Regions from separate parts of the Homo sapiens genome. Here region 2 is linked to region 1. Evidence: chromatin contacts called from ENCODE Hi-C or POLR2A ChIA-PET data. All regions are on one chromosome and are shown on one strand. The core of a region is the stretch at or near the end of the contact, and the rest is flanking DNA. Distances in the headings are between cores, read along the strand shown.

What was found. A loop is a pair of places that touch in the nucleus more often than their neighbours do. ChIA-PET counts read pairs that join two places held with the same protein, here RNA polymerase II (POLR2A). Pooled maps may share reads with other maps.
Region 2: a pooled map shows a loop between it and region 1 (2.2-fold over the local background). The contact joins two enhancer-like sites. A Hi-C loop is called at or near these places in 3 of 50 pooled maps. POLR2A ChIA-PET finds 5 or more read pairs at or near these places in 5 of 52 experiments (CD8-positive, alpha-beta memory T cell, GM12878, HEK293T and 2 more).

The regions. Positions count from the first base shown.
Region 1 is chr10:12,416,277-12,421,416 of GRCh38, forward strand. The region is part of intron 1 of CAMK1D (calcium/calmodulin dependent protein kinase ID); the gene reads left to right. Among named protein-coding and RNA genes, the nearest start is that of CAMK1D, 69 kb to the left of the region's middle. Within about 2 kb of position 3,240, at least 9 of the 41 ENCODE cell types and tissues checked have a DNase peak (open chromatin) inside an H3K27ac peak, as active enhancers do.
Region 2 is chr10:12,592,408-12,597,804 of GRCh38, forward strand. All of the region lies in intron 2 of CAMK1D (calcium/calmodulin dependent protein kinase ID), which reads left to right. Among named protein-coding and RNA genes, the nearest start is that of MIR4480, 16 kb to the left of the region's middle. Within about 2 kb of position 2,109, at least 4 of the 41 ENCODE cell types and tissues checked have a DNase peak (open chromatin) inside an H3K27ac peak, as active enhancers do.

The sequences.
Region 1 (5,140 bases), core at 1,990-4,489:
TGGATTTAACTTTTTATGGAATTATGCATGCAATGCCATTTGCATTTGCTGAGATTTTGTATTATTAATAGAATAGACAGATCAGCATTTTGTCGGTGTATGTAAAACTTTGCTTGTTTTTCCTGTCTTGATTGCTTGCTGGTTGCACATAAAATTTAGAGTTGGAAAAAGAGTGTAGCACAGAACAGGGGTTGGATGACTCAAGGGTCTCCGCTCCTGTCTCTGCTCTGCTGCAGCTCCGGCTGGAGGCCTTCATTTATAAACTGTCGGATGGGGCCAGGCCAAGAGTCCGTGCAGAAAAATCCCACAGTTGTGCCCTGGGGAAGCTGCTCATGGTGAAGGGCTTCATTTGCAGAGTGGAATTGCTGTAAGGCCGGGGTCTTGCTGAGCACCGGAGGGAGGGCTCTGACTAGCACTGGGCGGTGGAGAGAAGCAGAACTCACTTGCCATACTCTGTGTCAGTTTCCAGCAAGAGTGAAGTTCTGTTTTTCCGGTGGGTTCTGCCCTTTCCTTATCAGTTCAGCTGAGCTTACTCCAGGGCTTCCCCTTTGCTCCCAGCTTTCCAGGGCATGTTCTGCCAAAAATGAGCTTTGCCTTGGGTGTGTCTGATTGTGTTGTTGGTAGACTCCCTAAAAACCTTCCGGTGCTAGCGATGCTGTAGACGGCTGAGACCCATGGAGGTGGTTGTTAATTGTCACTGGGGGCCCGGGGTCACACTGCTTGGGCCTGCATCCCAGTTTAATGGTGGGACTTTGGACAAGGTTCCTCAAGCCCCCGAAGCCTCTCTGTCCTCATCTGTAAAATGGGGACAGTGGCAGTACTTGTCTCTCATAGAACATCCATGGGAGGAACTTACCTCAGTGCCTGGCATATAGCAAGTTTTCAAAAAATATTAGCTGTTAATATTATTTTTATTACCTAGACGCAGGATGATGGACCCTATGACCTTCTGAGTCTTCTTCCATCTGTGTGTGTATGTAAGACAGAAAAAGAGACTGAGAGAGAGAGAGAGAGACAAAGAACAGGAGAACTACACTGTGGATTTGGGTGATGCTCCAGGGAGGTTTGAACAGACTGTCAATGTCATGTTTTGAAGAGAGCAAGGAATTTTGGGGATACTGCTGTGCCAGAGAAAACAGGTTCGAGAGAAAGAAAACAGAGGCGGGATCCCTTACAGAGCAAGAGGTAACCAGGAGTTGTTTAGGTGGCATCCAGCCAGGGGAATTGCTCAGGGTTCTGCAGAGGGCAGCCTCTGGGGCTCCGGCTGGGGTGGGGAGATGGCTTGGCCCTGGGCTGTTGGCCTGGGAACTGGGGTTCAGCCACAGTTGAGTTCCAAGCCTCCTAGTGTTTCCTCTACCTCCTGGCTCCTTCAGAAATGAGGGCTGGGGGAGGCCCGAGGCTGGCCATCTGGGGAGCTGTGTAAGCAAGGAACACGGAGGTCCTGCGATGGAGTGGCTACACTCTTATGTGGAAGGCCAATGGGTAGTGGGCATCTCTATGCTCTTTATAACAGTAATAATTATTTTTTGCCTTTTTTTTTTTTGAGATGGAGCCTCACTCTGTCACCCAGGCTGGAGTGCAGTGGCATGATCTTGGCTCACTGCAACCTCCGCCTCCTGGGTTCAGGTGATTCTCCTGCCTCAGCCTCCCGAATAGCTGGGATTACAGGCGCCTGCCACCACACCCGGCTAATTTTTGTATTTTTAGTAGAGACGAGGTTTCACTATGTTGGCCAGGCTGGTCTCGAACTCCTGACCTCAAGGCCTCAAGAGGCCCGCCTTGGCCTCCCAAAGTGCTCACAAGAGTGAGCCACCACGCCTGGCCTCGATGCTCTTTAAAAGAAGCCCTCGCCCTGCCAGATGATGCAGTAAGCAAGAATGAATATGGATCCCCAGGGTGTGGGAGGAGAATGAATTACTTGGTAGGCCTCAGTCCAGCAGGTCAGATGAGGCAGAGAACATGCCATCAAAACATATGATTGCAACGCGGCCATGCCTTGTGAAAGAAGAAAGCTTGGCCAGCTGTTGACTGATTAGAGATGGAGATGGGCTGGGCATCTGGCTCATGCATGTAATCCCAGCACTTTGGGAGGCTGAGATGGGAGGGTCACTTGAGGCCAGGAGTTCAAGAGCAGTCTGGGCAACATAGCCACATCCTCATTTCTACAAAAAATTTTAAAGAATTAGCTGGGCACCGTGGCATATGCCTGTAGTCCTAGCTACTGGGGAGGCTGAGGTGGGAGGATTGCTTGAACCTAGGAGTTTGAGGCTGCAGTGAGCTAGGATCATGCACTGCATTCCAGCTTGGGTGACAGAGCAAGACTCTCTCTTATTTTAAAAAAAGTTATGTATTGCACTCCAACTAGCAATGTGTGAGCATGACCTTCTTATCACATCCTTGCCAGTGATCAGCATTAAATTTTTTTTCTGATTTGCTAGTCCAAAATGAAACCTTTTAAAAAGTATTAAAACGAATGAAGGTATTACTAGAAAAGACTTGATCAGTCAGTTGAGCAAAGGTTCCAATTGCTGGGTGTGTCTGGGAGTTGCAGACCCCCACGTGGTGGGAGATGGGGAGTGACCGTCCACCCCTGCCGAGGGATGTCCTGCAGAGTGGCCATAGATGGAAGGCCTCAGCCGAGAGTGGCCATAGGTGGAAGGCCTCAGTCGCGGGCGTGGTGTGTCCGAAGCCGTTGCTCACAGAACACTTAAGAGCAGCTGCCTGTTTCAACATTGGTGCTTGACTTTCCCTATTGAATGAACTTCCCTGTCTCTTTTGGACCTCACATTCGGAAAGGTGTCTGAGAGGTCATCCGTTTCAAACTTCATCATCTCAAATGAATGGCATTCCCTCCTGCCTTTTAAAACCCCAGGGACGGGAGATTTTATAAGCTATAATGACTTTACCATATATTTTCCTCAAAACTCAACAGCCATGATCTCATGAATACTCACCCCTACTTTCTGCCCCTATGAAAAAAAAAATAAATAAAAGGCAAGAGTGAGAAAACCAAACTCAAGGAGGTGAGGTTGGGAGCCTGGGGCCACGGAACTCAAAGTTCCCAGAATAGAACTGGGTTATCCCGACACCTGTGAACACTGCGCAGTAACATTTTCCAATGTTGGGTAGCAACATTTTCCAAGTTACTATGAAAAATGGGGAAATACACGCGATAACCAGAGCCAAGTCCTGTTTCCTGACTTTTCCACAGCCTTTCTTGACAACATGCAGGGCACATATTAGACATGAGTCACCGCTGTGGTTTTCTTAGTGCATAAAATTGCACACCTCACTCCCCACCGGGCCTCAGTGGATTCTGAATGAAGCCAGAAAGTGATTCAGTCTTAGATCAGAAGAGAAAATGCACACACACACACACACACACACACACACGCAAAAATAGAGTTCTTGTTAACTTCTAGGTTGCAGAAAATACTGAGATTAGAAAAACTGTTTTTTCAGCTTCTTAGGACTTTGTATATGTTGGGTTTTCTCGTTAGGTTTTCTTTTGTAAATAAGTGGTTACCACAGTAGCTTTTCCACCAGAAACATGACTCTGGGTGGATCCTGTTGTCATAGTGATTTAATAAACTAAGTTGAGTTTTTTAGAATTTTTAGTAAGCAGTGAATAATTAGATAGAATACTTTTTTCAGCCTTAGTGAAAAATGACATCTATGTAACTTTTTTTTTTTTTTCTCTTGAGACAGAGTCTTGCTCTGTCGCCCAGGCTGAAGCACAGTGTCGAGCTCTCGGCTCACTGCAAGCTCCGCCTCCCGGGTTCACGCCATTCTCCTGCCTCAGCCTCCCGAGTAGCTGGGACTACAGGTGCCTGTCACCACGCCCAGCTAATTTTTATATTTTTAGTAGAGACAGGGTTTCATCTTGTTGACCAGGTTGGTCTTGAACTCCTGACCTTGTGATCTGTCCGTCTCGGCCTCCCAAAGTGCTGGGATTAGAGGCGTGAGCCACCACGCCTGGCCCATGTCTATGTAACTTTAAAAAATACGGTATTTTAGTGATAGAGCTGGTGGCAGCTGATGTAGTAGTAGTAGTCCTTTTCATATTACCCTTGATGGTCCACTTCAAATGAATGAACTTTAATGATTTTACTTTAATAGTTCTTACTACTTTATGAATTATTTTGTTTTGTTTTCATAACTCCAACAAGGCATTATTGGCAGTGGATTTTATGGCTTAGTAAGATCTTGAGGTAACTGAGGTTTACTAATTAACCCTTATTGATTTGTTTGGGACTTTTTGGTGGACACCTTAGTCAAATATACTCTTTTTTTTTTAATTGTCTAGAAAAATGGAATGTGCCCCCAAACTACTTAGGGATTCTGCATATTTCTAACAGCCTCTGTCTTGCTAAGAGCTGTTGGATAATCCAGGAAGGTTTCAGGGGTTTCAGGAGAAAACGAAGTATATTACATCAGGGCCATGAAGACCAGTGCCAAGTTACTAACCTGCCTGAGAATGACTCCACTTCTCTCCTATAAAATGAAATGTTCGATGTGTTTTCTTGCATTTTTAGAGGGCTGTCATCTTTCCCCTGGGCTCACGTTGGTATCTGGGACAACTGAGGGCTCCAGTACTCAGACAAGGGGGAGGTTGGCTGCTGCAGGTGGAGCTCCTGCCACGTCTGTTCTGTGAGCTCGCCTCTTCCTTTTATCTGGGAGAGAGACAGGTGTATTGCTTTCCCTCATGCCAGAGAAGTCCTTCTTGCTGGTTTGAACAGCACCACTCAGAGTCTTGCAGGCTGTATCATATAATCTCCAGCCTTCTACACTTTAGGAGACGGGACAGGCTGAATGGCGTGGTGTTGAGGTGAAGGCAAGCCCAGAATCCATCAAGAAATCTAAGACTAGGCGGGTGTAAGCTTCAGGTACCTGGGCCTGGTCTCCTTCCCATGTTCACATCCTAGGATAGGAATCCCTTTCTCTCAAGCTCAGATCAGCCTGTGTTTTGCTCTGAGAGCTTTACTGTGCAGAGAAAAATCCTATGAATAAAGCATCTAGTTTCTACGGTTAATACCGGCGGTCACAGTGTGTGTGGGCAGGACAAGCCCAGTGTGCTTTGCCCGATGATGTCCCGGAGCTTCAAACCCAGATGTTCCCTAGCCGCAGTATAGCTGAGTCC
Region 2 (5,397 bases), core at 859-3,358, 180 kb after region 1:
ATAATGAACTTTAATTAAAGTGATGACATTGTCTTGTTTTAGAGACTGTTTTATGTGTCAGTAAGAAATGACATGGCCAGCGTGGTATTTAGAGGGGTAGGCGACAGGGATTTAGGCATCCCCAAGTGTCTGTCAGCCCACCCAACCCCCCATTCTCTGATGTGTCCAACTGACGTTTTCTCAGTTTTATGTGAAGGCTCTGCAGATGCAGTTTCATGCCCCTTATTTCCAAACATACTGAAATCACAAGTCTCTTTGGTATAAAAGAATTAATGTATCTGAAGTGCTCCAAACACAGCCTGGTCCGTAGTAATTGTTCAATGCCAGCCTACTGCTACTATTTCTCCCGTGGCTACTAATAGTAATACTACTCATTATTAGGCAGAAATCCTGTAACAGCTACTTTCTCTTAGTCATGTTTGCCTTAGTCCTTAGAATGCTTTAATATGCCAGTCTCCTTTCTAAGAGTCCTCTGCTTAAAATCTCTCTTGTTCTCTCCTTTCTGCCTGGCTCCCTCCTCTTCATCTTTCACATACCTCTTAAATGTCACTTTCTCAGGGAAGTCTTCCTAAACTCTAGTCCAAATTAGGGTTCCTATTTTCCTCTTTCAGACCAGGGGTCAGTGAATGTTTTCTATAAGGGGTCCAGTAGTAAATGTTTTAGACTTTGCAGGCCATATAGGCAACTACTCAAGTCTGATGTAGTCTAAAAGCAGCCATAGATGATATGTAAATGAATGTGTGGGCTGAGTTCCAGTAAAACTTTATTTACAAAAACAGGTGGTGGGCCAGTTGTAGTTTAACGAACCCGTTTTAGGGCACTCTTTACTTTTTCTGCACAGTATGATTACATGATGATCAATCTCCCTCTGGACTGAAGCTTCTTAAAGGTAAGACCCAAGGCTGTCTGCGCTGACTCATGCCTGTAATCCCAGCACTTCGGGAGGCCAAGGCGGGTGGATCACTTGAGGTCAGGAGTTCAACACCAGCCTGGTCAACATGGTGAAACCCTGTCTTTACCGAAAATACAAAAATTAGCCAGGCATGGTGGTGGGCACCTGTAATCCCAGCTACTCTGGAGGCTGAGGCAGGAGAATCACTTGAACCCGGGAGGCGGAGGTTGCGATGAGCCAAGATTGTGCCATTGCACTCCAGCCTGGGCAACAAGAGCGAAACTCCGTCTCAAAAAACAAACAAACAAACAAAAATCAGAATTCACCACTATAAACTTCATCCCTTTAACCAAAAACCACTTGTACCCCAAAAGCTATTGGAATTTTTTTTTAATTAATAAATTGTGAATAAACAAAATACCATCCCCCGTGGCCTGTGGCCTTTATCCTTCCTCCCCTCTCTCCTAAATCTAGCTCCTTCTGGACTTACCTGTCCTCCCAAGCTTGGGCCACTCAACTTGTAATGTCTGCCCTTGGTCAGGCAGTTTTTGTGCTGGATTGGAAGTTGCGTTGCCTTCTTCTCTCATTAAAACATGGCCAGGCGCGGTGGCTCACGCCTGTAATCTCAGCACTTTGGGAGGCCGAGGTGGGTGGATCACTTGAGGTCAGGAGTTCGAGACCAGCCTGACCAACGTGGTGAAACCCCATCTCTACTAAATACAAAAAATTAGCCTGGCGTGGTGGCACATGCCTGTAATCCCAGCTACTTGGGAGGCTGAGGCAGGAGAATCACTTGAGCCTTGGAGGCTGAGGTTGCAGTGAGCCGAGATCGTGCCATTGCACTCTAATAACACAATCATGGGAGTGAAGTTCTGTCATTATAAGAGGTGAGCTCAGCTTAAGAGCATGATAACATCCACATTACAGGGAGGAACAGTGGACATGTCAAATTCTCATTGCTGTGATTTGGGGCAAGAAAAAATAACAGGCACCACCTAGCAACCCTACCCCAAGCATCTCAAGATGTGGTAATTTCTTTTATACAAAACAAGTTTGTTTTGTTCAACCACGTTTAAGCCTATAGGTGTGATCCTTGTTTTTATAGGCAGCTAATTTCAAAGTGACATTTTGGGATGGGTTAATTTCACTTGTATTTTTCTTGCTTTTTGAATGCCTTACAGTTGAGGCTGTCAGCACTCGGCCTCCACCACAGCCAAGAGTCAGACAGAATGTGGAACCACCCACCAAGTGGGCCAATGACAATGGGCTCTACGTTTCTGTCCCTTCTCATTTCCTGCTGTAAACTTTCAGGGAGTCAGTGAACTCAAGCGTTTCTGTCAGATATAGAAACATTTCCCATGGTTGGAAAGTTAAAGGCTAGTTTAGGTTACAGGCAGTTTGTCTGCTGGAAAATACATAGTTTTCAGACACTTCCTTTTCTGGTAATAAACAAAAACAAAATCAGGAAACTGTTTCCAGGAGGTTGAACGTGTGGTTCTCATCTGCTCGGCCTCATGCGGTGTTCAAGTCCCAGGAAGTGGTTGACGTAGGTGGGGCAGCCATATTGCAGCCAGGCCCAGGCTGCAGGAAGGAATTGACTATATAGGTCAGGATCCACTTGCGGAAAGCAGAAATGATTCCAGCTGGTTTAAGCACAGGGTGATGAGAATTTCAAGTGCTGACACTGACAATGAAAGGCGGGGAAGGAGACTCACTCCATGCTGAGGTTCCAGGCATGATCTTCAAGGTGATCTGGGGGAGACCAGGTGTGGTGCCTCATGCCTGTAATCCCAACACTATGGGAGGCTGAAGAGGGCAGATCATCTGAGGTCAGGAGTTCAATACCATCCTGGCCAACATGGTGAAACTCCGTCTCTACTAAAAATACAAAAATTAGCCAGGCATGGTGGCATGTGCCTTCAATCCCAGCTACTCTGGAGGCTGAGGCAGGAGAATCGCTTGCACCTGGGAGGTGGAGGTTGCAATGAGCCGAGATCACACCATTGCACTCTGGCCTGGGCAACAAGAGTGAAACTCCATCTGAAAAAAAAAAAAAAAAAAAAAAGGATGGTTTTAGGAGAGATTCTTCTTTTGCTAAAGCTAGGAACTTGAGGAATTATCAGAATGTGGGCAGTCACTAAAATGCTGCTGGCTTGTGGAATACACCTTCCCCCGATTCTAGGCTCATGAACTTGGGCCTGGTCCCTGGGACCTTTGCATCTGAGGTGGGGTGATTGATCCAGGCCCATCTTGAATGTCTTGATTGTATCTTTGCATTTGCGTTTTGTAAGTCAAGTCCAACGTGCGTGCTCTGGGCCATGCGTCTTCTGTCCATAGCCCGTTCTGTCCCCTACCCCTTGACCATGTTTCCAGGGTGAGTGTTCAGCTGCCCACTTTCTGGTCCCACCCAGAGACCACTGCCACCTGAGGAAGCGTGACATTAGATAGCAAATTTTAAAAATACCATGACAGGTCAATAAAGAGACCACAGAAGAAAGGGGAAAGTATTTCCTCCTGATTTTTGAACAAGGTGCCTGGCATTTTTGTATTGCACTGGGCTGTGAAAGCTGTGTAGCCAACTCTGAATGCATCTCATCGCTTCCTACTATGAGTAGCAGCTTCTGCCTTCCCTCCTTTCCAGGGCTAAGTCTCTGCTTGGGGGAGAGTCAGGCCACACATGGAACCCAGCTGCAGGGGAGTCTGGGAAAGGAGTTGTTAGGGTTTTGTCTTCTGGCAAGCAGTAAGACACCCTAAAAGGGGTGGAGATGAGAGAGCTCTTCAGTCCTAAAAAGGGACATAGCCCAGGAAGACCCAAGAAGGGAAAGCAGGAAGTGAGGAGAGTGTGGGCATTTGGAGGAGGGGTTGAGTTTATCCCCCTTTAAAAGAGAAACTGTCGACAAAATAAATGTAGTAGAATTTCTTTGAGCATTAAAGGATTCATGAGTTGGGCAGCCCTCACAAACAGAAGAGGTTCAGAGATCTAGGCTTTGGCAGCATGAGCAGTGGGCTTCTATAGGCTGAACTTGGAAGCAAAGTAAAGCATTTATTTGATTGGCTCCAGCTAGCGGTTTGCCTTATTTGGGTGTGATCTGGTGGGAGGTCCCCAGTTAGAGGTTAGTTGGCAGTTTCTGATTGGTTAGGCTTACATTTCACTTTACAGTTTACATTGGGCTTCATTTGGCTTACCTAGGAACCCAAGGTGCTGGAGCCATCTCAGCCTAGTGGCCTCCCAGTTAAATATTTTTAACACTCCAAATCTCTTAGTTTGAGCTACTCCTAGGTACCGATTTCTAGGTAGAGTCCATCTGAAACCTGTAGATGAGAGGTATTGAAACTTAGGGAGCAGTAGAGGAGCTTGTCTGAAATCATGGTTTCTGGGTCCCTACCCTCAAAGATTTGGATGCCGAAATCCCATGGTGGGGTCTAGAATTTAAACTGGTAGGTTCCTCTGGAGACACTGTGTTCACTCTGCTTCTGATCACTAGTGTCTACTCCTCCTGGCCTCCAGTCCCCCTTTCCCACCCACATTTTTTTTTTAGACCTGGTAATTTTTTTTCTCTTTTCTGCATTTTTCTTGTGGTTTTTTTAGGTGTCTTTATTAACATTCCCACTGGTTTAGAGATTGAAAGCAAAGTTCCTGTCTTTGCTTTGAACACTCTAGTGAAACAGGATACTCAAGGTAAATGCTAAGATGAGGCTATTATCTCTGGAGCTCAGGGTCTAATTCATCCAACGTTTATTGAGCCCCTTCAAAGCACCCATCAGTGGGGATGGAAAATAAAAAATACACAGCTCCTGCCGTGCAGGAGCTTGTAACCTTGTGGGGAAGCTTAGCACTTCTTGCCTCCCTAGGTTTAAGCAGTTGGAGGTGCAGTATCTATTTGGAAAGAAGAAAAATGCTTTTGAAAACTGCACGTGGTCTGTATGGTGGCTGCTCCTTGTCCTGAATGCAAGGTTGCCCTCCATGATTGGGGAAGCATCCATCACCCCCTTGGGAACTGAACTCAGCTATAATGTTTGTGCTTAGGAAACTTGACATTGAACTTCCAGTAACTGAGGCCAGGACCTTCTTGAAGCACTGCCTTGTGGTTCAGTTCTGCCTGCCCACGGTCATTGGCCTTCTGGGCTGACCGTTTCCTCGCTGACTCCCACAGACACGCTGACCATCTGGAGGCTAAAGGATCTTTCTTCCTAGCAGGTCCCTCATGGTAGGGGCTCTGGGGCCCCTACCAGGCAAAGGAATGGTTGGGATTAGACCCTATGCAGAGGCACGTGACTTTTCATAGAGGGGCACTTCCATGGCCCAGTTGTTCCCTCATTGAGGGCGTTGTGGGGAGCCGGTTCCTTCCTGTGGATTGTAGCCTTCCTGACTTTAAATCCTTGCTTTATTCAGATCCTTGGCCAGTTCTTCTGTACTGGTCTCCTGGGCCACCCATAGGGCTGTCTTCACTTCCTACCATCAGCTGTTCCCTCTATCCAAAGATGAAGGAGCCCTGTATTTGCTG